3 separate regions of the Mus musculus genome follow, and regions 2 and 3 are each linked to region 1. Evidence: chromatin loops called from intact Hi-C (ENCODE). Cell type or tissue: left cerebral cortex. All regions are shown on one strand. Links, peaks and the distances in the headings refer to the core of each region. The heading gives the core; the rest is flanking DNA.

Region 1 (10,915 bases), core at 2,165-7,164:
TGCAGAGTGAACCCCTCTGCTCTACAAGGAGACACAAGGACCCTGTCATGTACATCTCTACTCTCTCCCTTGAGACCTTTCTTGCCTGCAGCTCCCCTTCCACTCTGTCATTGTCTGTCACTGTGAATATTCAACATGCCTGTGAGGATTAAATTGTAACCATTTTTAGAAAATCTACAAACCAAATGTCCAACCTTAGCACTTGCCCAGCTATTATCAGTATTTTCTGCTGACAATGGAATACTGAGTCTTAAAAATATCCCGTCTCTTAGGAGAGTCAGAATGACAGGCTGTAGGACGAGATGCCATCTGTGTAGTGAGCATCTTTGAGCTAAGCCAGGCTTATATGGACAGTGGATATCAGAGCCATTTTGAAGACCCTTCTTAAGTATTAACAAGTAGTCATAAAATGTCAAGTGGATCAGATCCGTGAACGGCACGAAAGCTAGTGCTGGCATTAAACATCCATGGATGTTTTGAAATCTGTGTATCTGTCCATGTTAAAATGAACACTGCAGAGTACTGATGTATGAGTCTGTTTTACTTCTAAGTATAATTTGCAACGGTGATGCTGAGTAATTTTTCATTGCCACACAAAGGCAAGGGCCCCTGAGAACATGAAATCCTGTGGAGGACAAGAGTTTGACCAGCTATGCTACCCCAGGTGCCTCTAGTGGCAACATTGACCAAGGACCTAACTCCTCTGTCATATAATATACTTTTGTCAATTGTCAAGAACACAGGGGCAAAATTGGAGGATTTGTGTTTGAGGACTCTGAACTGGTCACCTTCCTAAGACACCAAACATACTTCACAGAAAGATGGGAGAGCAGACATCTTCATGGAGGAGAGAAGAAATTCCTCTCTTCTAACAAAATCACTTTTCTTGTAATGACACCAAACATTTTTCCTGGCTATTTTATTAAATATTTTACATAGACCTCTCAAAATCTATAAGGTATTTAAAGAATACATTCCAATTTTATTACCCTCCATCTATAAAAAGAAATCTAAAATACAGTTTTGAATGACGATATTTAGCTACATCAGCCTTGGTGAATGTCACCACATCCTGCTCACAGTAGGATGCATGGCTTCCTAGTCATTGTGGTTCCACAAATGCGAACCTACTTCAAACAGCAATCTATTGTACTGGAAAGTTGAGGTTTTTGTAGAGGGTTCCCAATCAGAGGCATCTTTGACAGCAAGAATTGAAGAGGTAACCCAGTGGGGGAGCTGAGGGCTCACTCTGTGCTAGGAAAATCTATATGCTATAAGTGCATTATCAAGAGATTAACACCTTTACAACAGGGGCCCTAGATTATAAGTGTACCCCTTTATTCTAGCTTTTGTGCTCACTGTTGGGTTCAAGGGACATTACTACAAAAGGAGATAAATACAAGAAAATAATTAAGAGAACACTGTGATCATAAAACTTTCCTGATGGGTTAGGAGGCACCTGGTAGGGGAGATATGGGGTCTGTGTCCTGCATAATGATCCAGGCTAGATTGCTATACAGCTTTGTGCCTTACAGATGAAAACACAGAGCAAGTCCTCAGTCACTTAGAGAATTCTAGAGGCCACAGTCCAAGTACAGGAGTCATCCACAACGTGCCCTTGGAATTATGTGAGGTTGTGACACACATCTGCATGCCTTCATATTGAGTTCATCTGCAAGAACACACACACACACACACACACACACACACACACACACACACACACACAAGCCTTAATTAGAGCCTCAGATTAGGGACTTTGAACAGGACCAGATTCCATTCTCAAGTATGAGCCAAGAAAATTGCCCTACCTCTCCTTAAATACAGCTTTTACATAGAAAATTCCATAAGACATGACTAGTGTATAATCATCCTTTCAAATACTGACTCATTTCTATTCAATGGCCAGAAATATTCTTCACTAGTGGACAACACTGGACACATCTAGAGTACCAGATACAAGATAGAGTATCTCTTCCACCATAATCAGAAAAGACCATGCAAAGCAAAATATTCATCTGGGTACTCATCAAGATAAATAGGGGACTTCCCACCCACAACCTGTACCAAACATCCACCATCACATCTTATATAATGCTGGGATTCACATGGGTTGGGACTCAATACAGTTTGGATCCACAGAAGCCCTGGGGACAAAGAACAAACAGGTAGGCAGGTCTCTTCTGAAGTGAGGATCCATTATGATGCTAATCACATCCACCATGATAACTTGATTTGTCGTGGAGATGGCTTTTATACTTAGTCTGAATCCTAACTTTCCAGTATACTGTGTCTACAGTTACTAACCATGTTGTTAATACCAGCACAAACCCTCATCCCACACCGAGCACATGGACTTAATTAGTTTTATTCTTCCCAACACAACTTTCTTTTTTTTTTTTTTTCCAACACAACTTTCATGGCATCTCTACCTATCCTTCCATGGTTGGCAAAGACAAGAAAAAATATCCATAACCAGCTCATTGCATCTTTCATCCCATGACGTTTCAGATATCTAAAATTATCTATTTATTATTTCCAATATTTCTGTTGGCTAAATAATGCTAAAATGTTTCCCAGACATTCTCCATAAACTAAGATCAACAGATCCATTACCACAGGGACACACCCATCCTCAATGCCTATGCAGGCTCTCTGCAGAACTGGTATCAAGAAGCTGTGTGTTTGGCTCATTTTATGCCAACTTGACACATGCTAGAATCATTTGGGAAAAGGGATTCTCAGCTGAGATTCAGAACATTTACCTCTAGGCAAGTCCTGAGTGTATTTTCTTAATAAGTGCTTGATGTATGAGAACCCAGGCCACTATGGGTGGTGGTGCTACCCCTAGGCAGGTGGTCCAAGGATATATAAGAAAACAGACTGTTGTATCCACAAAGAATAAGCCAGGAAGCAGTGTTCCTCTTTTCTCTTTCCATTAGCCCTGCTTTCAGGTTCTTGTTCTGACCTCCCTCATGGTGGACTATGGTGAGGGACTGTAAGCTGGAATGAACCTTTCTTCCACAAACTCTGAGTATGGAATTCTAACACAGCAATAGTAGCCTCAACTAAGACACTGGGTATGGAACATTGAAATGCATAAAGAATGGAGTGGGAGAGTGGAGCATCCTGACAGTGGAGCTGAGTTAGGTGGAAAATATAGAACAGCCACGGACATAGGCAATGGTGTATCTGTGTTTCTCAGCACTATTTATTGTCCTCAGACCATGGTGGATTTCTTCTATAAGATCCTGTCTTTCACTCTGTCACTGGCCACATCCAGGGAAACATACCTGCTGCCTCCAGCTTCCTATAGAATACCTGGTCCTCTCCTCCTGTCTTTGGGTACTTCCTGTGCTCTTCTCAATGCAGTGGGTTTTTTTTTTTTTCTTTTTTCTCAAAGCCACAGGGTTGAGGGTTATTATTTTGTTTTATCAAGCGATAATCTCTCTTTGACTTGAGACCATGTTACTACATATGTTGTTTTCTGAATTTAAAAATATGAATATTTATTTTATTTTTGGGAAGAATATATCTTCCCCAAAATGTCATGATTGATATACGAAGAAATCAAGGCTTTTAAGACACATCAGGGCTGGTGGAGATATGAACTTATAGAGACTGTGACAGTGTGCCCAAGGCCTGAGTGGGTCTGTACAAGTTGGGGTCCTAGAGCTGGAAAGAGAAGTACATACATGCCCCCATTCCTAACCCAGAGCTATCTCCAGGTATACTCACTTGCAAAGGAAAACTTAGTTTTCTACAAGGGACCCTCACATGGAGAACAAACCACTCTTAAGCATAGACCACCTGCCCACCAGTAGATGGCCAAATGAACTCAATAGCATAACTGGGGCCTTGTGCCCACTTATGTATCCTTTGTGTCTATATCATGGCTTCTGTTTTTATGTTTTAGTGGGATTCCTCTGTGTGTGCATGTGCATGTCTTTGAGTCTAAATGTTTTTCTTATGCTTTTTCTTTGTCTCTTTTCCTTGTTTGGGTGTTTTCTCTGACTTGTTTGGTTTTGCTTTATCTTATTTTATTATTATTATTATTTAAATACCTACTTGTTTTCTAAGAGAGACAGAAAGGGCATAGATGTGGATGGGTGGGGAGGTAGAGAGGTACGAGGAAGTGGGGAGAGAAAACCATGACTAGAATACATTATTCAAAAAACTATGTTTAATTAAAACATATCTTCACCAAATGGCCGGACTGATTCTGAAAGTCATTTTCCAAAGTGACCATCGAGTCGGCTGCCATAAGGCAGTGGTAGCTCTGCCAATCACTCATGGTCATTCAGCTTGGAAGACAGCCAGAGTACTCTCAAGAAGGCCCAAGCAATGGGAACGGATGAGGCGCTGATTTGAATATCAAATAACAAATCACAACATGGAAGAAAATTAACAGCTTCATTGATACGTCAGAGCATCCAAGCATGTGGAGAGGCCATTGCTCTGTGGAGCTGAGCCATGTGGTATCTTGGGAGGGGAAGAATTATTGGTTCTCCGTGTGGCTCAGTGTTGGTGGGAGAGTGCAGATGCCCTTTGCATCACCTTTAGAAGAGGAACTTATTCCCAGTGGAGCAGCACTAGATCAGGAGCCCCTGGTCTGTTACCACACAGCCTATATTTCAAGGCTATTTTTATGACTAGCGAAACATGACCATGGGCAAGCTCCTCACTTCTTTCTCTAAACCTTTTTCTGTTCCATGTCAGGAGTAACATGCACTTACTTGGTATTCTGATACGAATTCAATAAAATGAAGCTTCAAACTGCCATACCTGTGTTACCAATAAAGACAGTATTCACAGATATTATCTCTCATGAGGCATCTAGTTAGCATGTGGGCTCCGGAACTCTACAGCAATTATGGTGCCAGATATACAGTATCTGTGCCAGGTTTAAGAATGTGCCTTTCTTGATCCATCTGTTTGACTATCCCCGCATCTACCTTGGCAATAGTTCAGCTCAGCTCCCTCCTGCTCATCCACTCCCACACATATTCCACAGGCTGCACATCTGGCTGTGGTTTCCCTTGGGCCTACGTTCTTGTTAGGTTAGATTATGTGATCTACCCACCAGCAATCTGTTACTCCAGCACAGGGATACACTCATTACCACATTAGGCAGATTATGAATCTCAATAGTCAAGTTTCAACGGTCACTGTGAAACTATATTTGCTCAGCTGAAAAATCTTTACACTAAATTTACTGCCCATTATTTAGCCAGCCATACAGTGGCTATGTGTCATCTTAGCCCTTTCCTGGCTGTTCAACTCCCTGTTAAATACTCTGCTCCTCTGATTCCATAACTCTTTTCACAAGTCTATCCAACTTCTCACCACTCAAATTTTCTTCTTTATAAGCTGGAGGTTTCCCTCTCTTATGCTCAGTTTAAATTTCTCCTGGACTCAGAAGTAAGTCCAAACATTTTCAAGATGGATGGCAACTGATCAAGACCATGTTTGTGACAATGTAAGACCATCAATAGGTCATGTGTCTCAACCTGTGGGATTGGAGCCTTAAGTTTGGATAGAAGGATAACAAAATAAGTAGAGGCTCATTTGGGGCTAATGGGACATAAGGCGACCCTAAGCCTTAACAGTTTTAGAAACTGAATCATTTAAATTTCCCAAGCTTTCCAAGAAGCCTAACCTACATACTTACCTACCAGGCCAAAGCAGAAGATATGTGTTTTGAATCACTCACCCTACCCCTTTGGTGCTAACTTCCACTGAAGGAGAAAGAGAAGACATTGTTCCTACCTGGGCTGCCATGTTGAAGGGGTTTTACAATGGCCACCAAGTCCTCAAGAACACTCAGGAAAGCACAAAGACTAAGGATAAGACAGGCACTAGAATATAGGAGGATGCTAGAGAAAGGTGACACAATGGAAAAGGAAGGAATTGCAAAAGCCTAGGGTAATAGAGATGGGTCAGATACTAGAATGGCGGGGTGATGGGGGGGTGGAATAATGGAGGAAAGTAGAGCAGTAGAGGGAGATAGAATACTGAGGAATTGAGTTGATAGAGGAAGAGGGATGAGACAGGGAGATGGGGAGATAGAAGGACAGGATGGTGGAAGGAGATGGTATCCTGAAGGTTGATAAAAGGAGGTGGGGTACTGGAAAGCTAGGTTGATAGAGAAAGATGGGATGACAGGGAAAGGTGGGATAATGGAGAGATGGAAAGATGGATGCATGAGGTAATGGAGGAAGGTGGATCCTGGGAGGGTGGGGTAATGGAGGGAGTTGAGATAATGACATATTTGGGATACTAGAGGTTAGGGCAATGGAGGGAGGTAGGGTATTGGAGAGAGGTGGGGTACTGAAGAGGAGTAGGGTAATGGAGAGAGTGGGGTACTAAAGTGATAAGGTAATGAAGAGATGTGATAGAAGAGTGGGCAGATGGAAGGAGCTGGAATACTGGAGGTAGGTAGGTTACTGATAAAATGCTATAGATCTGTATGACATTTAAGTGGTGATGAAGACATCAGTTGGAGCAACTTTGAGATATTGGTATATCTGAACTGAACAGTTATAGCTTGTCCACATTTATGCAGAGAACCATCATCCTCCACTCTTTAAAATTATCAAAGAATAACAGTAGAAAAACAAAGCCACGATATTACAGATATGTTCAACTTTAAACAGCTCACAGTACTTGCTAGGTTTGATGACTAATGTCTCAATTCCCTGATGGGATTTTAAGCTGTTGAAAATGTAAAATGTGTATAACGTTTTGGAAATTCCTATTTCTCTTTGCTAAGTTTGTGAAGGTCTTTGAGGACTATGTAGTCTCAGTCCTCTATGAGATAACTTGTTTAATTTAAAGATTTTATTTTTATTTTTAATGAAAATGTTGTGGATAGCCCTGGGGTTATATTTCCTAAAGCTATCCACAAGAGACATGTTTCTGTGTGTCTCTGTGTGGGAGTATCAATGTGAGTTCAGTGTCTTTAGCAATAAGAAGAAATCCCATAGAAGAGGAGTGAGCCACCGATGACTTAAGTTCTGGGAACTGAACCTGGGTCCTCTGTAAGGGCAATAAGCACTCTTAACCATGAAGCTATTTCTCTATCCTCTCTACAAGAAAGACTATATGCCAGAGCACATAAGATAGGACCATCATTTATTTCTTAGACTTTCAGACACTCTGAGAGTTAGAAAGAGGAAGGTAGCCATGACACTGGCCAGATTCAGCAAGGCTGCCAGAGAATTAAGAGCCAGAAACCCCACACTTCCCATACTATGATTCATTCTCAAGGTTGATTTGAATTACACCACATGGGAACTTACGAGTAGCTTACCCAGACACCTTGTTTCTGATCCACTCCAGAGACCATTGGCCAAGCACTCCCGGACGTGGGAGCCCACAAGTGTGTAGCCAGTATTGCAGGTAAAGATGGCAGTGGCTCCGTATATAGTGAGCGTTCCTATTTTGTTACCATTTGGGGGAAAGGACAGGCTTCCACAGGAGATGACTGGAAGAGAAAAACTGTGTTAGTCCAGGTCTCAGCTATAGCAGAAACCCTGGGTAATAGTTTTCCTAAAAAGCATACGGCAAGGATATCTGCTAGGCTAAGAGGTCTAGTCTGCTGGGTCTTGACAGGTCAGTTGTCTCAGTTGGATTTTCCTTCTCTATTGTTTGCAACATAAAACCTCAAATGTCCTAGCATATCACAAAGCCATTGAGGACACTGCAGTGACCCACAGTGTTTTCAATCTCACAGATTGATAACCATTTCTTCAAAATGGACACAGTGTGTAATGCAGCAACCCACAAGACTATCTACTAAACAAGTAGACTGTCTACTTTCTTTTCTATACTTACCCTATGAATGATGTATTTGTGGGGACACTTACATGTACCTTCCAGGGACGTGAAAAATGCCCAAACACAGTATGCTGGGTTGAAGTCCAGCACTTTTCACTTTAACCCTAGCACCTAGATCATTTCTTTCCAGTTATTGGTAGGACCTAAGAGTATCCTTGGCATCTGAGATATGATGTGACATAGTTTGTATGACTTGAAATTAGTCCATTCCTGGAGGTAAATTAATCGTCACCCACAGTAGAAATACTAGTGATACCCACGTGTTTGTATCTCAGATGCATAAATACTTGAGAGCAAAACCTATTGAATCTTGTAGTAGGAAGAAAAATCCTAAATCCTTCAAGGTGGACTAACCAACAGAGGTTCACAAGTGTTAAACAAGATTGTAAGTCTTAGAAAAGCTACCCAAGAGAAAATAAATGTTCAGATCACTTACTAAGCAATGACATGTGCAGGACAAGGTCATGCCAGGAAGTGACAAAAAGACAGAGGTCCCATCTACAATAAACATGCAAGAGATGGGAAGAGAACACAATCATGAGGGAAGTTCTTTGCTCCTCTAGGTGAGCATGGCCAACCTCCTCAGTCTCTGGTGTCTGATGGGACTGAGGATGACAGAATGTAGTGGGAGTCAATGCTGAAGACTATTTAAGAAACCGAGTCAACAAGGCAGCCAGTATCTTAGTTGTTTTTCGCATTGCTGTGACATGATACCTTAACGAAGCGCCTTACAGGAAAGAGGTTTTTTTTAGCTTGCAATTTCCTGGTGGGAAAGGCATGGTGCTGTTGAAAGCAGTGGTTACTGCTCCCATGAATGTGTCAGGAGCCTGAGGCATCCTGCTCCCCACTTACCCAACTAACAAGAAAGCAGAAAGAGACATGAACCCTTCAAGGCTTGACCCCTCCAATGAGGGGTCTACTCTCTACTTTCTGCAATAAGGCCATGATTTCTAAAGGCTACACAAACTCCCAAACAGTTTCACCAGCTGGGACCTAAGTATTCAAACAACAAGTCTGTATACAATCTCCCATGTAAACCACAATGGCCTTGACCCTAGAGGGCTGGTGCATTGATGACTTGGACCCCAGTCCAATGATTGTCATGTGAGTGGACCATGAGGACTTTGACCTCATCCTAGAATGAATCAATTGATGGACTAAATGTCATAACAAACTGTTGAAATGTTATAGAGACTAGGGAGAGTGAGCCTGGTTAGAGAGAGGGTACTTTTAAAGATACACCTTCCTTACGCATGACCCTCTTCTATTTCTTTCTGCTTTCTGGCAACCTTGGATGAACAACTTTCTTCTTTGTCCTTCTCTGTAAGGTCTCATCACATTCAGAAACAAAGCAATCCATGTGTACAAGCCACACAGACCCATGGGAACCCCTGCAATTATCACCCAATAGAAATTGTCCCTTTTCAAAATTGCTTTTCTCTTCCAGGTAGTGTGACTCTTGTCCATAATCCCATCCACCATATTGGAGGCTGAAGATAGACAACTACCATAAAGTCCCAGCATCCCTGGGTGAGACCGTGTCTCAAATTATAAAATAAGATTGCTCAAAAACTGTTTTCTTGGGTTTTTAATCACTGTGAATAAAAACAAAAATCTAGCACAATGTCAGAGGAAGAAAAAATGATATGAGTGTACTCTTGAAATCACCCACCCCTTAGTTCGGCTTCTCTGAGTACAAGGTGTGACTCCCACTCTGTAAACAGGCATACCTGTTTGCTAGATATGATCTATAGGGGTCACTTGCCCGGAATCAGGAGACTACCTCCAGACAAAAATCTGTGCTGAGAGAGCCTCCACATTTCTTGGTGTCTGAGAGACTGCTAAGCTAAAACCTTCACAGTGGCAAGTGTGAGCTTTCAGTAATTTGCTAGCATGTACCATATCAAATGTCAATGGATTCAAGAGGGATTTAGGTTTTTATAATTTGCTGTGAACTTTTCTCTAAGCCTTTTCCCAAACACTGTGTGAACCCTACCTTGAACTGTGATATTTAGCAATTCATGTTGAAACTTCAGTGCTTATCGGGGATATGTTCAATGACAAGGCTGGACCAGTTTCCTAGCTGAGAGCTCTGCAGACCTTTATCGAAAGAGCAGAGTGAAGATGCTCATAGGATTCTATCCTCTCAGCCTTGGCTCACACATCCCAGTGAGGAGACTATTTAAAGTCTATCCTCTAATGAGGCTCATTAGATCACAAGCAACTAACAGAACAACCACTGAGCTTATGGGCAGCTGGATAATGGGATTCTAAGCCTAGAGTTTCTCTTGGCTGCAAACCCTGCTCATTAGTAAGGGTGGCAGAGCAACTTGGAAGAGCCTAATTGGGGAGTCCATCAGCACTAAAAATAACCTTGTCACAAAACAAGGAGAAAGCCTATCTCTATGCTAGCCTCCCTCCTGGTCTCCAAAAATGGATTCATTAGCTGTGCTTTTCCCCTACCACTCAAAACATGGCCACACTCACAATTCACAGCTCTCTCAGAACCCATGTGGTGTCTTTGCACAGCAAAGGTGCTAAGTTGAGGGTACCCAGAGGATACCCTGTGAGGGCTCTCTGAATGCTATTTTCATACCATAGCGGTGGGTGACAAGCCACTCCTCAGAGGCAAGCTTCTTTTTCCTTCCCTCTAAAATTCACAGGGAGATCTACTTTGAAGCAGTAGTCTGATGGCACCTGTTTTCTCATACCACCAGGGCAGCGTTCCTGTCAGCCGCACGAACCCTTATAAACAATCTTCGATATTGATGCTTTCTACTGCTATAGTCAATAGGGCTCCACAATCGTGTGCAGCACATGGTAACCATGAGAAAGCAAGAGCTCTACACTCTGCTGGGTGTGAGAAGAGGCAGGACATGCACAGAGATGGTTGTAAACACATGAAGGAGTAGTATGGACTATAGCCTGAGGTACTATGTGAGACCTACAGGATGACACCTATGATCTGTAGTTGGGTGTAAGTCTGAAGGCCTCATCCACAATGAGGATGTGCTTGACAGAATCAGTTGCTTGTACAGCAGTGAGCAGATACTAGAGCTACTTATGAGTCTCTCGT
Region 2 (10,915 bases), core at 3,382-8,381, 53 kb after region 1:
AATCTTGAATCCTTTCTTGCTGGTTGCATGGTCTGTGGACCAGCGCAGGTACAGATGGTTACTTCTGCTGGTAAAATTGGACTGTTCAGTGTGGTTCCCACTTAAGACCACTAACAGAGGACTTTGTCCAGAAGAACCTAAAAAAAAAAAAAGAAAACTTTCAGATGTGGGCACCTACAGATGCAGATCTTTCTTAGCTGTTGATTAAACACGTATGCAAATGTACAATAGACATTTATTTTCAAAGTGAAAAAAATATTCAAATGAAAATAATAATAAATACATTCCGTGGTAATGAAACAATGTGGGGAAGGAGTAGGGGACTCAAGTACATAAGTTACTAGTGACTTATTATGGAAATGAATGAAATACATCAGTGAAACAATGACATTTCAACATGAGAATATCCTTTTACTATTATAATGGATAATATACTACACATATGGAAAACGAGAATCTTTCTTGCAATGTCAGTGGTGTATAAGTACAGTCAATCGCTTTGGGGAACAACTTGATGATACACAGTAAATCTGAAGTTTTAATTTCATCAACTCTCGCACATAGGTACAAAAGTTACTTACATGGCAAACATATTCCAATATTATTGTTCATGATAAACTTTGGACGAAAACTTTCTTTAAGTATTGGAAATATCATGAGGAGAAATTAAATTTATACAGTATCTAAAATTAGTAAAGTACACACATATATATATATATTCATATAGATAAGTCCAAGAGTAACATATGAAAGTACCCATTGTAGATTAGTATCAGAGTAATTCACAAGCAGTCAAATGTGTGCCATATAAGAAATATGTGTGCAGAGAGATGATGGATGGGCTGGTGGGGAGTAGATGGATTGATAGATGCAGAGTAGATGGATGGATGAGAACAGAGATAAAGGAGAAATGATGGTCACATTCATAACAACGACCCACTTCTCTTTCCTTAGACTACAAGTATCCCCATTAGAACTAGCAGGGGGCTATGCGTGAGTAGACAGTCTCAATGAGTCTCTGTGTGTCTATAAAAAAGCAACTATAGATCCAGGAAGTATGAAAATAATTTTAAAGTTATCATTGACATATATCGTTATTCTATAGACCTGAAAGTTCTCAAAATGTTTATACAGCAAAATGATTAAATGCCCTGTGTACCATGCAGTGACTGCATCTTCATGTCACTTGGGAGAGAAAGCAGCTTCAAGAAACAGGAGTTATGCCCTGTTCCTTTTCTATTGTGGATGCATCCCCTTGTCTTAAAATCATTACTCACTTTTCCACATTTCACAAGTTCACGCGTGGGGAAATGTGTGAGAGAATGGGAGAATGGGCCTTCTGTGGCTATTCATAATCTAAACTTATCAGGGCAAGGGGAGGGGCACCCTCCATTCCATTCATGGAAAATACTGACAGGTCACAGCTTCACTTCCTCTTACGCCCAAATCACTGTTAGGGACTTATCATGGATAAAGCTATTCAAGGCTCTGTTGGACTCTGCACAAACATGCATTAAATTCCTGCCTTCAATAACTCAGAGAGTGATTGACCTTGGACATGTGCTCTATATAGAGAGAGCTACTTTGAAATGAGTTTTCAGGGGTGGGCCTTGACTCCACCATGAATAGCATGTCTTAAGAAGAAGTGATCAGAACACAGATACACAGAAAAAAAAAACCAAAAACCATATGACCACATGAAGAGGATACACCTACATGCCAAAAAGAGCCTCAGAGACACAGCTTCCCCACTGTTTAGTCCTAGACTCTCACTCTTCAAGTCTAAGAAATTATTCTCTGTGTGTAAACATTAAAAGGGTCCTGGTAATAGCAATCACAAGAATACATGAGGAAAACAACAAAGTAAAAAATGTGGAAGTTTGTGTGGACATCCCTAGAAATGATTCTTCTTGTTATGAAAGATGGTGCCCAAAGACTGTCTGCAAAGTCTACTGTCTATGTCCTACAAAAGAGTGACCCTGCTTCATGTGGAAGATGGCTGAACATGAGCTGTGTGAGGTCTTCTTATGGCTGTTAAACAAGATCAAGACCCTCTGAAATAATATGCCACAGAGGAATTAACTATCCTGAGCTTGCCATACTTGAAATGCCATTTTTACCGACAGAACACAAGAGTGCATTTTCAAGAGTTGCTAATCTCCCACCAAATCCCTTACTATTCTTGGTCTGATCTCTGTCTAGATCATGGTATTTAGGCATATTCTGGAAAGCATGCCTCTTTGTAGCATCTATAACAATATCCTAGAAAAGAGATGTGCAGGTAAGTTTGCCAGGATAGCCAGTGGTCTCAGCAGCCAATCACAACTGGAGATCAGACACTGTTCTTCACTGAGTTCTGACAATTAGGAAAGTGAGGAGAATCCATATCTGCACTATTGAAAGTATACACTAAGGAAATGGTGCATACAGCTGGTATGCTCAGCTTACTTCTTCTTAGCTCATAAAATATAGGCTAGCACCAATGTTGCCAAGATAAAATAAACACAGTGCATAGGAAATGCCATCACTTGCAGAAGTTCTGAATACAAAACTGTGACCTTTCTCTTTATAAAAGATGTGTATATTTGAAAGCAGAGTGATGCAAGCCATGAGCCACTTCTAACCAGACAGAAAGTGCTTGTATTGTGTTCTGGGCTACTCCCTAGTTTTTGATCTTGATCATGGTCTAGTCATGATTTAGAAAGCACCAGGCTATCAGCAATTAGGGAAAAAAAATCTATTTGTAAGGATGTTGTTTCTGAAAACTAGAAGCATGAAAGTATTGCCTTCTATATTCTAATTCAAACAAAGGAGAAGATGTGCCTAAGCTTGAAACAACTCACATCTTAATACTTACTTATGATTCAAATAGAAATATACACTTGTACAAACACAGAGACAAAAGCTTTGTGTGGGCTGCTTTTCTTTGTGTGTGCCATTTGTTTCTATATATAATGCTAGAGTTTCATGTGCAATATAACAATCCTCACAACTTGACTCCTGGGGTCACTCTGCACAGTGATTTATTTATCATTCATGGTCCATCTAACTAGTGAGACTCACATAAACACACAAGATCAATTAAAGCAGTTCTTATCACTGAATACATTGTGCTTTATCTGACAAATCCATAAAACCTGAGAAAACTCTCTGTTCTTGGCCACACATGGGTTTGGCTCTGCTCTGCTTGGGCATGATGTATCTCCTATACAAAGAAAACACTGGCCTTAGATCCACCTCAGTTGATGATCCAGCCACTGCTGCATTAAGGTGCTCATTAGAACCACTGTATAAAACCAGAACAGTGGTATTGAAAGTAGCACCATTGGGCATCAAATTCATTTGATTTTATTATATAAAGCAGCTCTGTAAAGACAGGTGCGACATTTACCACTTCAATATCCATATGAGCTATTCATTTCATGCATCTTGAGTAAAATAGACATTTGGAGCACTAAAAGTCTTCTAGAACACTTAATTGCCCTGTGGTACCCTGAAAATCTGGGGCTTACCATCAAACACTTCCAGTGCATCAAATTGCTTTTCACTTTGGAATGTGTCCACAAAGAGTGTGATGTTGAAGTTTGGCTCCACTTTAATACTCCAAGCACATGTCTGGGAGTTAAAATAGTTGCCTGGGTACCCGGGACTGAGAATCACCCCAGAAGACTCTGTTCGCACTTCATTTGCTGGGCATTGTGCTAGAGAGAAAAGAGATGGATAGAGGTCTGCATTAATACAATGAATACAAACATTGATGGGATGGAAGACAGTCTACTGAGCTCTGACTACGTTTAATACAGGACACAGACACCTCCAATCTACTCCAATGCAAAAAGAAAGACAGAAAGCCCATCTTCAATACAATACAACAAGATGTAGCTTTTTGTATAAGAAAAAAATATTTTTATTCCAACCCTTGCTGTACTTGGATAAATAAAATCTAAATATTTGATGTGACCATGTGACTATTTAAGTATGAAGCAAATTTCAGAAACATTGTTCAACACTCCCACACACACCTGCACTGTTTGCCACAGTTTTCAGCAGGATTGGTGATTTCTAAAGTAAAAATTCTTTTATTGAAATAACAGATATTTCAAGTTGTGATTTTTTTTTTCTCCTCATCCTTCAATTTTGATCCAGCTACTTCCAGGCTAATTAAAAAAAATGTAAAATCACCAAAAGACTTCTTTAATGCTATCTCTCATTGCTAAGTTAAATTACATTACAGGAATGCTTTGCTTACAGAGCTACTAAGGGACACTGATCAGTCATAGCATATAAAAAGAAAGTGACACACCAGTGTTACTCACAGTTTAGGCATATCAGTAACCAACTTCGCCCAGAGCTTTTGTCCAAGATGTGTATCTTATTTGGTGAGTTTGCCCGTTTTAATGAGTTGATTGTATGTTACTTACAAAAACATTTCAAACTGAAGATGCTTCCCAAACAGGTGGGGAAAGCTTATAAGATGTGTCATTCCTAAATATTGTCTTGAAGGTTCCCCATTCATTTGGATAGTCTAGCTGAAGCATACTTTAAACCTCAGTAGACTTTTAGACAAAAACATAAGCAATTAAATTTATCACAGGACCATTTAAAATGTTTTGAGATCAAAGTCCTAAAATATCCACAGTACAAACTAGTTAATATCTCTGAAAATAGTTCTAAACTGAAGTCAATGACAGAATTCAGTCTAAAGTCCTATTTCCCCGGCAGTGATGGTAATGACATTGTTAGCCACCAAATGGGGCTGGCACCTTTCAGGTATAGTGGTTTCAATGAGAAATGTTGTTGTAGGTTCAGAAATTGAACCCTTGGTCCACAGTGATGATGTTGTTTCCAGAGGCTCAGCAGGTACAACTTGTTGGAGGACATATGTCACTGGGGGAGCGCTTTGAGAGTACATAGCCACACCCCACTTCCCATTTCTGTTGTTTCTTTGTGTTTGCTGTAAAAGATGTGATCTCTCCATTTCTTGTTCCTGCTGTTCTGACTCCTTGCCATGATAGCCATTTATCTCCCTGGAGTCATTTAGTCAAAATACACTTTATTCCATGAGGTGATTTTTATCGGTTTTACTTTTTCTTTTCTTCACAATGACAGAAAAGAGGCAAATAAAATGGAGAAACCCTTGCCTTGTCATGTCATCTGAGAAAATTGAAAGAATCAGCTTGGCCAGTGAGCTCTCTGCTTTATTCTTCTGTGCAACTTAGAGAAAACTCTGTTCAGTGTAATGTGGAACCCAGAATGCTCAGCAGAGCTGCGTCTCTTTGCTAAACCTCTAAACAATACTCCATTGCTTTGAGACAAGCATACCTAATTATTTGCCTTCCATCTTTCTTCTTAAACTGGGACCTCAAAGTGCTCCACAATGTACAACTGTACTAGGATTGCAGAGGAAGGCACCCTTGCCTCCAATGCTTCCCTATGGGAGTAGAAATAGGTTCCCACAATAAAACTCAACCACGATACCTTTTTATTTCCAGAGAGAGCTTTGCTTTGGAAATACTCCCACTGTTCTCCTCCCTCCCTGTAGGCAACAAACCGCTCCACAGTTTTAGCTTCTGTTGTACATTTTGTCTGTGTGCTCACTAAGATGGAAACCCATTCATCCAGCGACAACATCACGTTGCAAGATTTACTCTGCCAATTGCAGGTTGGGCATGCTGGCATTTTTAAAAAGAACACATCACGTAGGTTGAGTCTTCTGTCTGTGCACACCTGCGTGGGCTTGAAAATAGAGTTCCAGGGATCCCACAGACTTGCTTCCATGTGGCAATGAGAGCCAACACTTATACCATCTCTGCTATAAATAGACGGTTGAAACAGCTACCCCTCAGAGTGAAGTGAGATATGGCAGATGTAAATGTCTTTCTTAAATAGAAGGTGCCATATGGGCAGAGGTATTATAGAAACTGAAAATGTCCTGGCTATGTACTCTCCTGTTCTCAACAGGCAGGTGCTAGCAAGAAGACTCTGTTCTCAGTTTCACTGGGGAAACATTCAGCCATCCTTCCACCTTGTATATCTTACCACTGCAGCTAGAGTTTTAAATGACACTGAACTTCAGACCATCTGGAAGTAGGAAACTTTGCAATGAGTTGCTGAATGCCACCTGGAAAGCCATTGTCACCTCCAGGGCTGCAGCACAGAGCAGCTATCCAAATCAGAAGCAGCCCTAAATAGAGTCATTTCTTCTATTCTTAAAATGGTCTCCTTTGCTTAGTAGAGAGGATGAAATGAAAATACAAGCAAAGCCATATTTATCAAGTTTCTTTAACACTTAACGCTATTATTTTCAGGCACAAATATTATTTTAAAAATATATTTGAACATGTTTCCCAATGAGCCCAAGTGTTTTTGTTTCTTCCTGTCTGCCCTGCTGTTTTCTGGGAACTTACTCCTTCCTGGAGGCTGCTATAAACTGTTGCCAGGAGCAACCCAGCTAGCATGAAGGTTTCACCTTTCTCTTGAAGCTCAATTTCTCAGTTCTCCAGAAGTGATAACTTTAATGCCCTGTGCACCTCAAGAGACATTTGAGGAAACTACTACAGAGAAGGACCATCAGAGATACCTTGTAAAGGAGTTCGCTGGTAACTGGTCCTAGTTCCTTTAGGTAGACACATGGCATGTTATTATTTTTTTAAATGAAAAATCAGCTATGAGGCTGAAAATCATGTAGTACATCATTTAACACATCTTGCAGATCATCAGCCAAAATAACCTAGGCTTAAGAACTTGAATTTGGCTTACTAGTCATTAAAATTAACTCTTAGTTGGGTGTGGAGTGTTCATCTTTAATGCTAGCATTCTAGAGACAGAGGCAGTCAGAAGCAGTGTGGTCTACATAGGAATTCCAGGATATCCAGGGTGACATAGAGTAACCCTTAGGAAAAAAAAATTAAAACAAAAAATAAAAATATTACCTCCTGCCAGGCATGGGAGTACACATTTCTAATCCCAGCATTCTATAGGCTGAGGCAGGAAGATTTTAGTGGACTTAAGGCTAGCCTGGTCTCAATAGTGAGTTTCAAGCAACCAGGACTACATTGTGACACACTGTTCCAATAATATTAATCCATAAAAACACCTGTAGTGTGGGATAACTATGGAAACTAGGAGGAGCCTAATAAAATGGGAGGCTCTGACACTTGAAGCCTGTAGGGGGCTGAGGGTGGGCATGTGGGAAGAACACTGGAATTATTCCCCTCCTGTGTGCCCTCCTGCCCCCTCCACAGGGGCAAAAAGATTTGGATGCCCTTTAGTGAATGATGTCCAGTTATGTTTCTATTTGTCTTGTTTTGCCTTTTAGACTGATTTCTTTATGTAGACAACACCTAAAGATCTGCCTGCTTCTGCCTTCTAGATGCTGGGATTAAAGGACAACCTATCCAGATATATGTTTTTAAGTTTTAAAAATGTTTTCATTTGTGTGTGTTAGAGAGTAAGAGAGAGGGAGGGAGGGAAAGAAGGAAGGTGAAAGATGTGCCACTGCATTCATGTGGAGGTCAGAGGACAAAGACTGAGATTGGGTCCTCAGGGAATAAACTCAGGTGGCCATGCTTGGTGACAAGTACCCATACACACTGAGCTATCTTGCTGACCCAGGTCTATTTTTAATGCGTTTTCTGAAAACTATTATGAGTTCCTTCCTAGTGATCTGTAGGATGAAGTCACTTGTCATTCAAGACCTCTTAAAAACCAGGCTCTGGGGGTGCCAGCTCTCTTTGCACCTCTTCTGTAAAGTACCCAGAGGGCAGCCTGCTCCTCCTTCTTGAGTGCCATGTGCCCTTTTCTGCACCTGGAGCTTTATTCATTGTTTCCTTTTTTTATTTTTTGTTTTTCTGAACATGAGAAGTATATGTTGTCATCTCTTACTCAATTTTCTCTGAACTAAGGTAGCATCTAACATGATAGCATGTTCTCAGCACACACTGAGACCCTCTCAGCACATGGTCTGCAATACTCCCCATTCTCCTCCCATAAAACTCTTGTTAGGTTCAGAGAGCTGGTAAGAGTGTGTCTAAATGCCCAAGGAAGTAAGATTCAATGTGAACACCATTTTCTATCAAGAATGTACTGAGGGACCAACCCCTACTTGAGCCCTACAAAATAATTAGAAAATAGAGAAAGATTATAATTAAGTGCTTAAGTGCTTAGGGTCAGCCATAGACAGGCATTTGAGCCCTTTCAAAATAATGAGTTGCTCAGAGACACACAACTAAGATTTTTCTCAGCTCATCTCCCCTTAAAGAATTTGCTTCAGAAAGAAAAAGAGCTCAGGGTTGGTTGGCACAGTAGTTACAGAGTTGGGAAGTCGTGGGCTTCCAACCTCAGACAAAGTCAAAGTTGAGCCTGTGGGAGGCTGCATGCACAGGTGCCTGTTGTGTACAAGGAATGGAGACGATGGGCCCGTAGTTATGTGGGCTCACTCTGTTTTCTGGATGGACATGAATTAGAGTTCAACAGAAATGGAGTAAATCTGGACAGGACAATGTAATGAAGGGATTCTCCTCATTCTCTTTTCTAGGCTTGTTTTAAGCTTTCCATCCTGACAAACTTGAAAATGGGAAGGTTTGCCTGGGAGTATAAAGTGGCCAAATTTCAACTGTATGTATGTATACTTCTCATCTTGAGAAGAGAATCCCAAGGTCATCACCGCTGTGCCAATACAGACAGTACGTTTACCTAAGAAGATTCCTCAGGTCTCCTAACTCTGCACAGCTTGGCACATGAGCCCATGGTAGACGATGATGAGTCACGGGTCCATCCACTGGTCCTGGAAGCTCATTCTGCCTGAGACTCCCAAGGGTGGCCATGCTCCAGTGCAGTAGCTTTCCAATGCAGTGAGTTCCCTGTACCTTGTGATTCTGAAGTTAAAGTTTATGAGTAATGTAAGGCACTGTGAATAGTGGTCATTCATTCCTTACAGAAGCCCATCTTCTAGAATGGTAGAGATGGTACATTGCTCACAGGTGACGTGGTGCTCCCCATCAGAACCCTGATTGTTTAAAGTACGTTGAAATCACTAGCAGTGAACAAGACGAGGTATCTGACCTCCTTTTACCAAATGTGACTGCTTCCTTCCCACTGTGCTTGCAAATGGCTCCTACTAAATCGCATTTCTTGAGTGATCTAGTTGTATTCTAGTCTCTGGACCAACAAGTGCAGCTTAGAACTCTGTTCTTTAAAACTTGTCTAAGTTCTGGTATATGGTCAGTTTATGTTAGGCGCATATACAAAACCAAAGTGGCTATATTTCATGGTTTATACATTTTTTATTCCCAAAGTGTTAAACACTAGATGCTTAAATCCAGGTGAAGTAGTGATAAAAGAAAAAAAAAAATCTCAGGATGCTCAGTTTGCTCAGTTTGCTTGAGATGGACCCGAAAACATGATGCAGATTGGAGAGATGTAGAAAAGGGCTGTTATATCAATGGTGGATATCAGCTATTCTTTAATATTTCAGTTTTGATGCAAGCGAACATTACCATGTGATTTTGGTTTATTTTTGAGTGTGGGCTAAAGGTAAAAGAGTCTTCTGATGCCTCTGTTGGCAGCTTGTCTGCATCGTGGGACTAACTCACCACAGACCTGAGTCAAATTCAAACCCATGCCTACAGACTATCAGAGCGAGCGACCAAATCACCAGGATCGCACATACCTTCACAGGTGGGTGGAGAGCCTTGGAACAGTAGCTGTGAGCTGAGCTTGCATGTCAGGGTGTCACTTCCCAACAGTGTGTACCCTGGATGGCACTGGTACTTCACGAAGTCCCCTGAAAGAGTCAACCCAATACCCTGGAATCTACATTTTCAGAACATTTGACTGCTGTGACTGTGCCAATTATTTGTGACTACTCAATAAACCATGCCAATGAGGAAACCATTCCAGAGGGTCTGCAATCGCTTTATGTGTATCTCTAAAATGCTGTTTTCAGTTTTTTGTTTATAAAACCTAAAAGAAGGCCATATGTAGCTGTTCCTTGACCAGTTTAAGCCTTTGTCCCACTTTTCAAATGCCTTGCTAAATAAATGGAAGTTCCATAGGTGCCCGGGATCTAAGCAAGGCTTAGAATGGAAAGAAAGAAAGAAAGGTTTCAGCAAACCAACATGGCTTGCCCATGATTCTGTCCAGGGAAACACCTTGTTCCAATTGGCTTAGCCACCTTGAGTAGAACAGGGTCTGGGCCATCTAATTTGACTAGCATTCTGCAACAGAGTGTAACGACACGAATAAGATTTTGTGATAGAGACTGAGAAATGATGGGGTTCTCATAATTACACTGCCAATGCATGCTGTGGCTGTTTCCCTAACAGGACCCGATGAGGACCAGATGACTAATGAATAAGATCATGGTTAATAACAAAGCAGTGGTAACATTTCTAAATATTATCATTAAGTACATTCTACAGGACTTTTAATTTGAAGGTCATTATTTACAGCCAAGTGCAGTCTAAGTCAGGCTCTGAAAATTTTAAAATAGCAATAATGCCATAGAGCAAAAGTCTGAAAGTGTCAAGAGCAAAACATAAACTAAAAAAGCAAGTAGTTTGCTCCATAGTCTCTATGCGAGGTTCTACAATATTTGGGGACAGTTTCTGCTTATAGTTTGCCTAAAGTCTGTATCAGGAGAAGCTGTAAGAAGTCAGAGCCCATAATGTGGAGTGAAGCCAAACGGAGATACATTACCTATTTCAAAGTCCTCATCTTCTGTAAGCAGGTCAGCCTGTGGCACTGCTGGGGGAGGCGGGCACCTCTTCAGCTGAAATGCTGTAGTATGTTTATGAAAAAAGATAACAGCTGTGGTTAACTAACTTTCCTGAGTGATCAAATTACAAGGCCACGTGCATGTGTAAATCACTGTCCCCAATGGCTCTCTCTGGCTATTATATGCCCGACAATCATG
Region 3 (10,915 bases), core at 3,275-8,274, 110 kb after region 1:
TTCAATATTTTTGTATCTATTGAGGCCTGTTTTGTGACCAATTATATGGTCAATTTTGGAGAAGGTCCCGTGAGGTGCTGAGAAGAAGGTATATCCTTTTGTTTTAGGATAAAATGTTCTGTAGATATCTGTTAAGTCCATTTGTTTCATAACTTCTGTTAGTTTCACTGTGTCCCTGTTTAGTTTCTGTTTCCACGATCTGTCCTTTGAAGAAAGTGGTGTGTTGAAGTCTCCCACTATTATTGTGTGAGGTGCAATGTATGCTTTGAGCTTTACTAAAGTGTCTCTAATGAATGTGGCTGCCCTTGCATTTGGAGCGTAGATATTCAGAATTGAGAGTTCCTCTTGGAGGATTTTACCTTTGATGAGTATGAAGTGTCCCTCCTTGTCTTTTTTGATAACTTTGGGTTGGAAGTCGATTTTATCCGATATTAAAATGGCTACTCCAGCCTGTTTCTTCAGTCCATTTGCTTGGAAAATTGTTTTCCAGCCTTTCATTCTGAGGTAGTGTCTGTCTTTTTCCCTGAGATGGGTTTCCTGTAAGCAGCAGAATGTTGGGTCCTGTTTGTGTAGCCAGTCTGTTAGTCTATGTCTTTTTATTGGGGAATTGAGTCCATTGATATTAAGAGATATCAAGGAAAAGTAATTGTTGCTCCCTTTTATTTTTGTTGTTAGAGTTGGCATTCTGGTCTTGTGGCTGTCTTCTTTTTGGTTTGTTGAATGATTACTTTCTTGGTTGTTCTAGGGCGTGATTTCCGTCCTTGTATTGCTTCTTTTCTGTTATTATCCTTTGAAGGGCTGGATTCGTGGAAAGATATTGTGTGAATTTGGTTTTGTCGTGGAATACTTTGGTTTCTCCATCTATGGTAATTGAGAGTTTGGCCGGGTATAGTAGCCTGGGCTGGCATTTGTGTTCTCTTAGTGTCTGTATAACATCTGTCCAGGCTCTTCTGGCTTTCATAGTCTCTGGTGAAAAGTCTGGTGTAATTCTGATAGGCCTTCCTTTATATGTTACTTGACCTTTCTCCCTTACTGCTTTTAATATTCTATCTTTATTTAGTGCATTTGTTGTTCTGATTATTATGTGTCGGGAGGAATTTCTTTTTTGGTCCAGTCTATTTGGAGTTCTGTAGGCTTCTTGTATGATCATGGGCATCTCTTTTTTTATGTTTGGGAAGTTTTCTTCTATTATTTTGTTGAAGATATTAGCTGGCCCTTTAAGTTGAAAATCTTCATTCTCATCAATTCCTATTATCCGTAGGTTTGGTCTTCTCATTGTGTCCTGGATTACCTGGATGTTTTGAGTTAGGATCCTTTTGCATTTTGTATTTTCTTTGACTGTTGTGTCAATGTTCTCTATGGAATCTTCTGCACCTGAGATTCTCTCTTCCATTTCTTGTATTCTGTTGCTGATGCTCGCATCTATGGTTCCAGATCTCTTACCTAGGGTTTCTATCTCCAGCGTTGCCTCGCTTTGGGTTTTCTTTATTGTGTCTACTTCCCCTTTTAGTTCTAGTATGGTTTTGTTCATTTCCATCACCTGTTTGGATGTGTTTTCCTGTTTTTCGTTAATGATTTCTACCTGTTTGGCTGTGTTTTCCTGCTTTTCTTTAAGGGCCTGTAACTCTTTAGCAGTGCTCTCCTGTAATTCTTTAAGTGACTTATGAAAGTCCTTCTTGATGTCCTCTATCATCATCATGAGAAATGTTTTTAAATCTGGGTCTAGATTTTCGGTTGTGTTCGGGTGCCCAGGACTAGGTGGGGTGGGAGTGCTGAGTTCTGATGATGGTGAGTGGTCTTGATTTCTGTTAGTAGGATTCTTACGTTTGCCTTTCGCCATCTGGTAATCTCTGAAGCTAGCTGTTTTAGTTGTCACTGTTAAGAGCTTGTTCTTCAGGTGACTCTGTTAGCCTCTATAAGCAGACCTGGAGGGTAGCACTCTCCTTAGTTTCAGTGGGCAGAGTATTCTCTGCAGGCAAGCTCTCTTCTTGCAAGGCAGGTGCCCAGATATCTGGTGTTCGAACCAGACTCCTGGCAGAAGTTGTGTTCCACTCACTAGAGGTCTTAGGATCACGTGTGGAATCCTGTGTGGGCCCTTGCGGGTGTCAGGCGACTCAGCTGGCAAGGTAGCCCGGGGCTCGAGTCGAGCGGAAGGGACTTGTGCCCCAGATCAGGCCCGGGTAGCCTGCTTCCCTATGTACCACAGTCTCAGGTTCCACGCGATTGGATTGGGGCAGGCGCTGTGTTCCACTCACCAGAGGTCTTAGGATCCCGTGGGGAGTCCCGTGTGGGCCCTTGCGGGTGTTGGGCAAGACTCTGCTGGCAAGGTAGCCCGGGCAATTTTGCTACTGTTATGAATTGTAATGCAAATATCTGATATGCATGTGGTCTTAGAGGACACCTATGAAAAGGTTGTTCTACACAAAATGGGTTGAGACCCACAGGTTGAGAATCACTGCTCTAGATCATGCCAACTGGACAATTCAAGCTAATTAGGATACACACACCAATTCAATACATGGGTAGGTTAACGCTACACTATGTAGACAGAAAAGGTTATTTGTTAATTTTGAAAAGAAAAACAAAAGTTAACCATGCTGTATCATAAACACAAATGTTTCTTATTGGCAGTGTTTCAAAATAGAGACATTTTTAGCTTCATGAGGTAGTAACCAACATACATTCAAATTTAATTTTGATTTTTTCCCTTGACTGGTGATATAGGGTAAAACAATTTATTGTGAAGTTGCAAAGCTTCTAGTTGCTACAGGTCAGGACGGGGGGCAGCTGGTACTAGGTTAGAGGTATCTCATGCATTTTAGATTGATGATATTTGCAGCTGACAAATGCTTATGAGATGTAGCACTTTTCTAAAGAATACAACATTTATGATTAAACAATAGTTCTTCTGTATAATACAAATAGACATGAATTCAAATTTATGAGTTTTATAAGTTTCTTTGAGGCAGGTTCAATTGCTCTGTATATAAGCTTGGCTTAGACCTCTTAATCCTTCTGCTTCAGCCTCTCAAATGCTGGGATGTCAGGTACATATCACCATGCCTGTTGAAAATTTCTTCTCATTGAATCCATGTCAGCTTTGTGTATCTTAAAACAGAAGTTTTGCTGATGACCCGTGATAAAACTTAGGGTTTCTATTGCAGTGAAGAGGCATCATGACCATGGCAATACTTATAAAGAAAAATATTTAACTGGGGTTGGCTTATATGTTTAGAGGTTCAGTCCATTTTCATCATGGTGAAAAGCACAGCACATGCAGGTAGCCATGATGCTGGAGAAGGAGCCAATCATAGCACATGCAGGCAGGTATATGTTGGAGGCAGAGCCGAGAGGTCTGCAATTGGACACAGGCTCCAGCAAAGAGAGAGAGAGAGAGAGAGAGAGAGAGAGAGAGAGAGAGAGAGAGAGAGAGAGAGAGAGAGAGACTGGACCTGGCCTGAGCTCAGAAACCTCAAAGTCTAACCCGAGTGGAACACTTCTCCAGTTAGGCCACACCCACTCCAAGAAGGCCATACCTCCTATTCCTTTTAAAGGATACTACTATGATCATATGGGGGCCATTTTCACTCAAACTACCACAATCTCACTTTAAAACGTTGCATAAAGTTTGTGACCATGTGCTGGTAAATGGACCTCAAAAGAAGTCTGAACTTGACTTAGGAGAATCTGGGTAGGTTCCACAGAGGAAGAGAAAGATGAGTAATATAATCACACAGATGTAAGTGTCACTCTGTATACATAGACTCTTAAAACCACAATCTTTAAAAAGCAAAATATATAGAACCAAGGTATTTATAAATTCCATTGTTAAAATAACGTACCTTAAGAGAAACTATTGTTTTATTGATTGTCTAGTGCTACGCTCTCTGGTCGAGTCAACTGGACAAGCCGAGAGGCTTAAAAGTCACTCATGAGGCAAAAGAGTTTCAAGGAAGCTCTCCTCCTGGAGTCTAGCGTTCCCTACCCATACAGTAATTTTTCATTCCCACGTTCCATTCCCGAGTTAGTCTAGTGTATGGATCCACGTGCTCTCTTTCAATATTTTCCTATCATAAGTGCCTTTTAAGATTGAATTCTGACATAGCTAAAGCCGTCTGCCAGTGTTCCAACAGTCCTAGTTCGTCCTTAGCAAGACCTTGAGCTTGGAATTCAGTACTGCCCCAGGTATTACACTATCTCTTTGAGTAAAAGTTAGGTCACTGCCCTTCACAGGAATTTACCATCACTAAGGAAGAAAGAAGTTTCTGACCGTAGGAGAAACCAGAATAGATATTTAGAATTATAGCTGAGTTACACCTATATACAGGAATTTACAATGGTTTAGGAAGTAGATCCGGCTGTGGTTTTAGAGAATTGCATTATTCATGAGATGGTTAGCTAGAATGGAACTCCCTAGTTAGAACCATGACTTGGGTGTGAAAGCCCTTGACCTAGGAGTGAAAAGTTCTCACACCTGGCTTCTAAGACTATAGCTGACCTTAGATAGGGCTGACTCTGGCTCAGTTATTTTATTGCCCAGTTCCTGCCAGTCTTTGCGTTTTCATTCCTCTGTTCTGTGTAAGAGTCATTAAGCATCCGGTTACTTCATTTGTACCTTGCGGGTATGTCACCCAACTACGTTGTTGTCTTCTGCATAAAAAGTCTGATGTTCCATTTGAAAAATTACACTCAGATTCCACACGAACTCTCCTGTGTGTGTGTCTGTTTGTCGCTCATCCACGCTTTGCCCACCCGCTTCAAGAGACCCCGTTCCACGCGACACAGGGACCCAGAGGGTCTGCGGCAGTTTAGAGTACCATGTGGGCCCAAGAGCCCACATGTTTTCAGTATTGACACAAGTAAGAAATACTGCTTTTATTTCTTCCAGGGTTTAGATCTCAGCCTTCTGTAAAGTCTAGAGATTGTGTTTCTAGCATCCATAAAAGAAGTTGAGTAATCTATCTCCCTTGAAGGGCCACAGAGAATAGCAACATTTTAATGACAAAAAGGAGTGATGCACAGATCACAGACAGACCTTTTCTCACCTTATTCAACCCTGGGTTTCCAAGCTTTCAGGACCCATGTGGACTTTGCACAGTACTTGGGAAGCACTCATTGGCCCAATAACGTCATCTGTGGAGCCATGGTTAGTGATGTATTCAGGTAAAGTTTGTGTACATCCAAAGCCAAGTGGCATTAAGTAATGAGTCACCAAGCTCCACAGCAGTGTTCTACTTTTATGTTGAAGTTACAGTTGTTGTCACATCACCTTCCTCAATTTCCAATCAAGAACCTATGGAGGCAAACATGTTCTCCTCTTCCTTCTCCTTCCCTTGTCCCTCTTCTTCCTCCTCCTTTTCTTTCTTCTTCCTCTTTTCTTGTTTTCTATTGTTATGGGATGAGTATCTGTCTGTTTAAAGTTTATAGGTTGACAATTTTTAACACCTCATGTGATGTAAAATTGGGCCCTTTGGAAGAGGACTACAGTTGGTTCAGAATATCATGGGTCCTCACAATAGGGTCAGTGCTATTATAGCAAGGAAATTTACTATGAAAGCCCTGCACAGAACCTGAAAGCCTAACACATAGGTCTTCAACGGAAGACTGTCAATACCGTGACCTTAGACTACTAGCCCCAGAATTGTGAGAAATGAGCCTGTGATGCTGTGTCATAATAATCAACACTGGTATAAACAATTAGTATACATCTATCATGAAGCACACCACATGGGGCAGAGTAGTCTACAACTGTTATTTAATAGTATATAAAGAGGTGACAAATTTGGCCTAAAGAATCACAGTCACTACCTGAAAAATCTCTCTTCCTGCTAAATAATGAACTCCCATCTTGTAAGATTAAAGAGCTGATGCTATGAAACTGAGTGTTCTTCAGTGACAATGCTTTAGCAAATGAACTGAAATGAACAACTTTGCAGTTGCCAAAGACATACATCTGAACATAGCCCCACTTTGTAGGAGAAAACGAAGCATCCTACTTTCCTACTTTCCACAGGGCCACTAGGTGGGCGTGCTGGTTAAATTTGTCACACTGATGCATAAAAGGGGAAGATGGCTAAAAATACAGCCTTGCCAGCTGTCCTCGCCATGGAGCTAGATCCATCACAAATTCCGGAATCGCTCCACTTAAGCTTACTAGAGCGACAGCTGGTTCAGAACAGTCAAACCATTAGACTCAGCTAGGGTTGTTAAATGTCAAACAGTACACTTGAACTTTTCCTCAATTACACAAAAATAAATCTACCCACGTGGGCGCTCACTGCCCTGTCAGGGATTCTGAATAAGAGGGCCAGGCTTTGTCTGAAACCACAGTCTTGACATATTTCCATTGGGATATGTTATATTAATAGGGGAAAACCGCAAATAAAATGTAGATATCTGATATGTGGATTTAATATAAGCTGAATAAAACTCCGTATTCATGATGCTTCTTGCTTTATTTAAATAAAAGTAAACAACTCTAAGATATTTGGATTTAAGTGAAATCCTTAACTCCCATAGACCAATTGGCTAGACAGGTATATTCAGTGAAGTAAGATAATTCATTAAAATTATCTGGAATTCCAATTAATTTATGTTATTCTAATGTCTTATAACATAATATCTGGCATGCCTGTTGTTTTTATTTATTAGTACTTTGGTTAGTCTATTGCATTAGTTACCTTTCTAAAGCTGTGATAAAACACCATGACCAAGGCAATTAATAGAAGAAAAGCTTTGTTCAGGCTTATGGATTCAGAGGAATGAGAGTGCATCACTATCACATGGGGAAGTCAAGCATAGCAGCAGCCAGATATGATGGCGGCGACATCAACAGCAAAGGCTGAGAACTCACATTCCCAAAAGCAAACAGAAAAAGCACCAGAAAGAAACAACAAACTTGAAATGGCAAGAGTCTTTTGAAATCTTAAAACCCTCCCCCCAGTGACATATGTCCTTCAGCAGGGACATACCTCCTAAGCCTTCCCCAATGCCACCCACTAATGACCAAGTATTCAAGTGCTCAGACTATGGGAGATACCTCATTCAAACCACCACACGAAGGATTCAGCATCTATCATCTCTCTCTCTCTCTCTCTCTCTCTCTCTCTATATATATATATATATATATATATATATATATATATATATATATATATCTCCAATGTGCCTTCTTATCTCCAGCCACCCATGAAATCTTTCCTGCTGTTAACACAACTTAGCATACTTTCCCTAAATGTGAATTCCTGACCCACGATTTACAGTGAGGTATTATACACAGAAACCGTGGTACTGTGTACTTAAAATGCATATTTTGATCATTGGCAATTTGTACATGTGCTATTTATAGTCCTCAAGATCTGAGGAGCCATGATGTGCTTTCCTAAAATGCAAGCATCTATGTTACTAAAAACTCCTGGTGATGAATAACATTCATATCAGAACAATACATTTAATAATATGGCACACTGGATTCTGACATTACTTAATTTCCCATGAGCATATTTAAGACATTTTCAGTTCTTACCAGAACTTCAAGACAAATAATTTGACTGTGCTTGCTTGCTACTTAACTAGTTAATAACTTGGTAGTACAGTAATACAATAAAAGTATTAGGTTTTAAATATATTTTTCACTCTTTAAATATAGTTTGATGTTTATGAATATAAATGTAACTTTTCAATTACTTAATTTTTCACTATTGTTTATGAGTTAGGGTCATATGTATTCCTGGTTGGCTTTAAATTCTCTATGTAGCAAAGGAAGGTTTTAGACTCCTGGTCCCTCTTATCTGTAGCTATGAAGGCTGGGATCACAAGTGTCCATCATAGCCAGCTTATTTACATTTTTAAATAATAAGTTAGATCTATAAGTAATCAAAATAGGAATCTCAGATCTCTGCTCCCTATAAAGACACCACCAGAACAGACATGCCCAGAGGCCCATGGTCCAAGTGTTTCTTGATCCCATCTAGTTGACAACCAAGATTAACCACCATACTTGGAGATTCCCAAGAATTGGTAAACCCTTGGTAAGTAAGGTTTCAACTACCCTATGTCTCCTGTGCAGTAATAGAAGACTCAGAGCAGTTCCTACATTTGTAAAACCAAAACACATTTGCATGTTAAAATAATTAAGTGATATTGCATTTAAAACAGAGTATCAATTTGCTAAATGCATGAAACTCAAGAAGAATGAAGACCAAAGTGTGGACACTTTGCCCCTTCTTAGAATTGGGAACAAAACACCCATGGAAGGAGTTACAGAGACAAAGTCTGGAGCTGTGACAAAAGGATGGACCATCTAGAGACTGCCATATCTGGGGATCCATCCCATAATCAGCTTCCAAACGCTGACACCATTGCATACACTAGCAAGATTTTGCTGAAAGGGCCCAGATAGAGCTGTCTCTTGTGAGACTATGCCGGGGCCTAGTAAACACAGAAGTGGATGCTCACAGTCAGCTATTGGGTGGATCACAGGGCCCCCTATGGAGGAGCTAGAGAAAGGACCCAAGGAGTTAAAGGGATCTGCAATCCTATAGGTGGAACAACAATATGAACTAACCAGGACCCCCCTGGAGCTCGTGTCTCTAGCTGCATATGAATCGGAAAATGGCCTAGTCGGCCATCAGTGGAAAGAGAGGCCCATTAGTCATGCAAACTTTATATGCTTCAGTACAAGGGAACGCCAGGGCCAAGAAGTGGGAGTGGGTGGGTGGGGGAGAGGGTGGGGGACTTTTGGGATAGCATTGGAAATGTAAATGAAATAAATACCCAATAAAAAAAAACTGAAAAATAAATAAATAAATAAATAAATAAATAAATAAATAAATAAATAAAACGGAGTATCAGAAACAAAGTCTTACCAAAGTGGATCCTTTGGTGTCTTTTGAAGTATTTACCATAATTGAACATTATCATCTGATCATTAGTTTATATAAAAACAAACTGACGGTCAAGGCTATTCACTGGGTTCTATAGACTTTAAAAAGGAGATGTTGTGGGATACATCTGAGTGTTCATGTTTTTGTTTTTTATTTCAACCTGCAGTATACCATCATTCTTTACCCCAGGAACCTGTTGAATGGCTTCAGGATGCCCAGTAAATTCAGTAGCCGTTGAAGAGTTTCAGAGGCCTGAAGGTGATGTAAACAGGGAGCATAACTGTCTTACCAAGTCTACCTATGGAGGGGAAATAACAGAAGCGAGTCATGATAATGAAGGGTATACATAACCAGTGACGGAGGTGAGTGACTAAGGAGAAGAGGGTGAGGCCACCATCTCCCAGAAATGGTGAAAGAAGGCATGGGGTGTGTTCTGTAAGGCTGTTCCAGGAGAAAATGGTCAAACAAAAGTTAGTATCTATTAAGTCACAAGAACACTAGCAACTGCGGGTGTTCAGACAGTCACCTACTCATGTGGATAACTGCCAAGGCTAGAGAAGAGAGGAAGACAAGTTAATGATTACTGTAAGCAGTAGTCAGGACCCAGCTACAAAATACGTGAAGACTCTGGGCAGCAGGTGATTTTATGCAGACATCTAGAAAGAGATTCATAAAATCCTCCTGACTTTGTTCTCAAATCTGCTGGGACCTGGGATTCCAAAACACTAGCACGGAACGATGTGGAAAATTCTAGTCTTTGTTCAGAAGGGTAACTGGAACTGAATTAGATGGTACTTTTGTGTTGAACTTCATGTTCCTTTTTAATTCTCAAAGATCACAAGTAGGAACTAGTCAGCTTTAATTAGTCAGCTGTCTTTTGGATAGCATGCAAGACACACACACACACACACACAAAACACACACACAGAGAGAGACAGAGAGAGAGAGAGAGAGAGAGAGAGAGAGAGAGAGAGAGAGAGAGAGAGATTCAGAAGCCTGTGATTATCTGGTAGATCTCACCCTCTATTAAATTTTCAAGGATGAGAGAAAGAAACTAGAATTTACACCACTTAGAAGATGTAAAGTTCCTCAATGCAGTTAGGATGTAATGGGGGAGGTGTAATGATTGGTCAGTATTCAGAAAAGCATTTCTGGTAGAGACTGAAGGATCCTAAAGCAGGTTGTGAGAATATTTTTTTTTTAATTTTTACAGAAAACCTTATACATCACTGAATGATTAAATAGAGATCAATCTCTGAGAGGTTAGATGGATGGTTTGGTTTATCACATTGATAATATATTTATTGACAGCACCTCTCAGGAGGGATGTAGAACTCATTACAAAGAACACAGAGAACTGTCTAGTGCACTGGTGTACAGGGAGGGTCTTGCACAAGCTCAGTCCACCAATGATGTCTGGGAGCTTAAGAGTATTACTAATATAATATCATTGACGTACATTTGTAATTTACACACATACACATACATATATACATATATATACACATATACATGTATATATATTTATACACACAAATATATTTATATATACATATATGTATATATTCATGTGTGTATATATATATGTATGTATAGATAGATAGATAGATAGATAGATAGATAGATAGATAGATAGATAGATAGATGAGACAGAGAGAGAGATACTAAAGCACTTATTACTTCAAAAGAGTTAAGGTCTTTGCAGAATTTTAATGCTTCCCTGGGACCATTCACTTAATTTTTTTGATCTTGAGCAATTTAAACACTTAAAACTCCCAAACATAGCTAAAAGAAAAAGAAATCAGCAATTTTAAAATACCTAATACTTTAAAACACTGAGAGCAGTGTAGAAAACCCCATCCATTTGAACTATAGGAATCTGAAAAAGAAAGCATCCCTGTTTATTTTAACAAGAAGGAACTGACATATAACAACACAACTTTCCTTAACCCATTGCAGCACTGAGGTACATGGGTAGCCTCAATTCTAATGGTCATGCCCTGCCAATGGAACAGGAGGCACAGAAGCTG

What was found. A loop is a pair of places that touch in the nucleus more often than their neighbours do. Peaks named below come from ENCODE experiments on the same cell type or tissue, not always from the same donor. Only the 100,000 strongest peaks of a DNase experiment are listed, where the experiment ranks them.
Region 2: it touches region 1 in a loop (9-fold over the local background); 4 of 42 quality-filtered maps call a loop at or near these places.
Region 3: a loop joins it to region 1, with 3 times the contacts of the local background. A loop is called at or near these places in 2 of 42 quality-filtered maps.

What each region holds. Positions count from the first base shown.
Region 1 is chr8:15,937,693-15,948,607 of GRCm38, forward strand. Csmd1 (CUB and Sushi multiple domains 1) reads right to left here. Exons shown (of 70, transcript NM_053171.2): 52 at 7,313-7,486. Among named protein-coding and RNA genes, the nearest start is that of Gm46073, 9.5 kb to the left of the region's middle. In left cerebral cortex, for the core only: no CTCF peak of the experiment used is centred there; DNase peaks (open chromatin) are centred at 4,291 and 4,982; H3K27ac peaks cover 884 bases.
Region 2 is chr8:15,989,082-15,999,996 of GRCm38, forward strand. It overlaps Csmd1 (CUB and Sushi multiple domains 1), which reads right to left. Exons shown (of 70, transcript NM_053171.2): 45 at 10,699-10,779; 46 at 9,671-9,784; 47 at 3,513-3,701; 48 at 1-137. Among named protein-coding and RNA genes, the nearest start is that of Gm46073, 61 kb to the left of the region's middle. In left cerebral cortex, for the core only: no CTCF peak of the experiment used is centred there; DNase peaks (open chromatin) are centred at 3,618, 5,747 and 6,403; H3K27ac peaks cover 2,948 bases.
Region 3 is chr8:16,045,602-16,056,516 of GRCm38, forward strand. All of the region lies in intron 37 of Csmd1 (CUB and Sushi multiple domains 1), which reads right to left. Among named protein-coding and RNA genes, the nearest start is that of Gm46073, 120 kb to the left of the region's middle. In left cerebral cortex, for the core only: no CTCF peak of the experiment used is centred there; DNase peaks (open chromatin) are centred at 5,154 and 6,054; H3K27ac peaks cover 1,982 bases.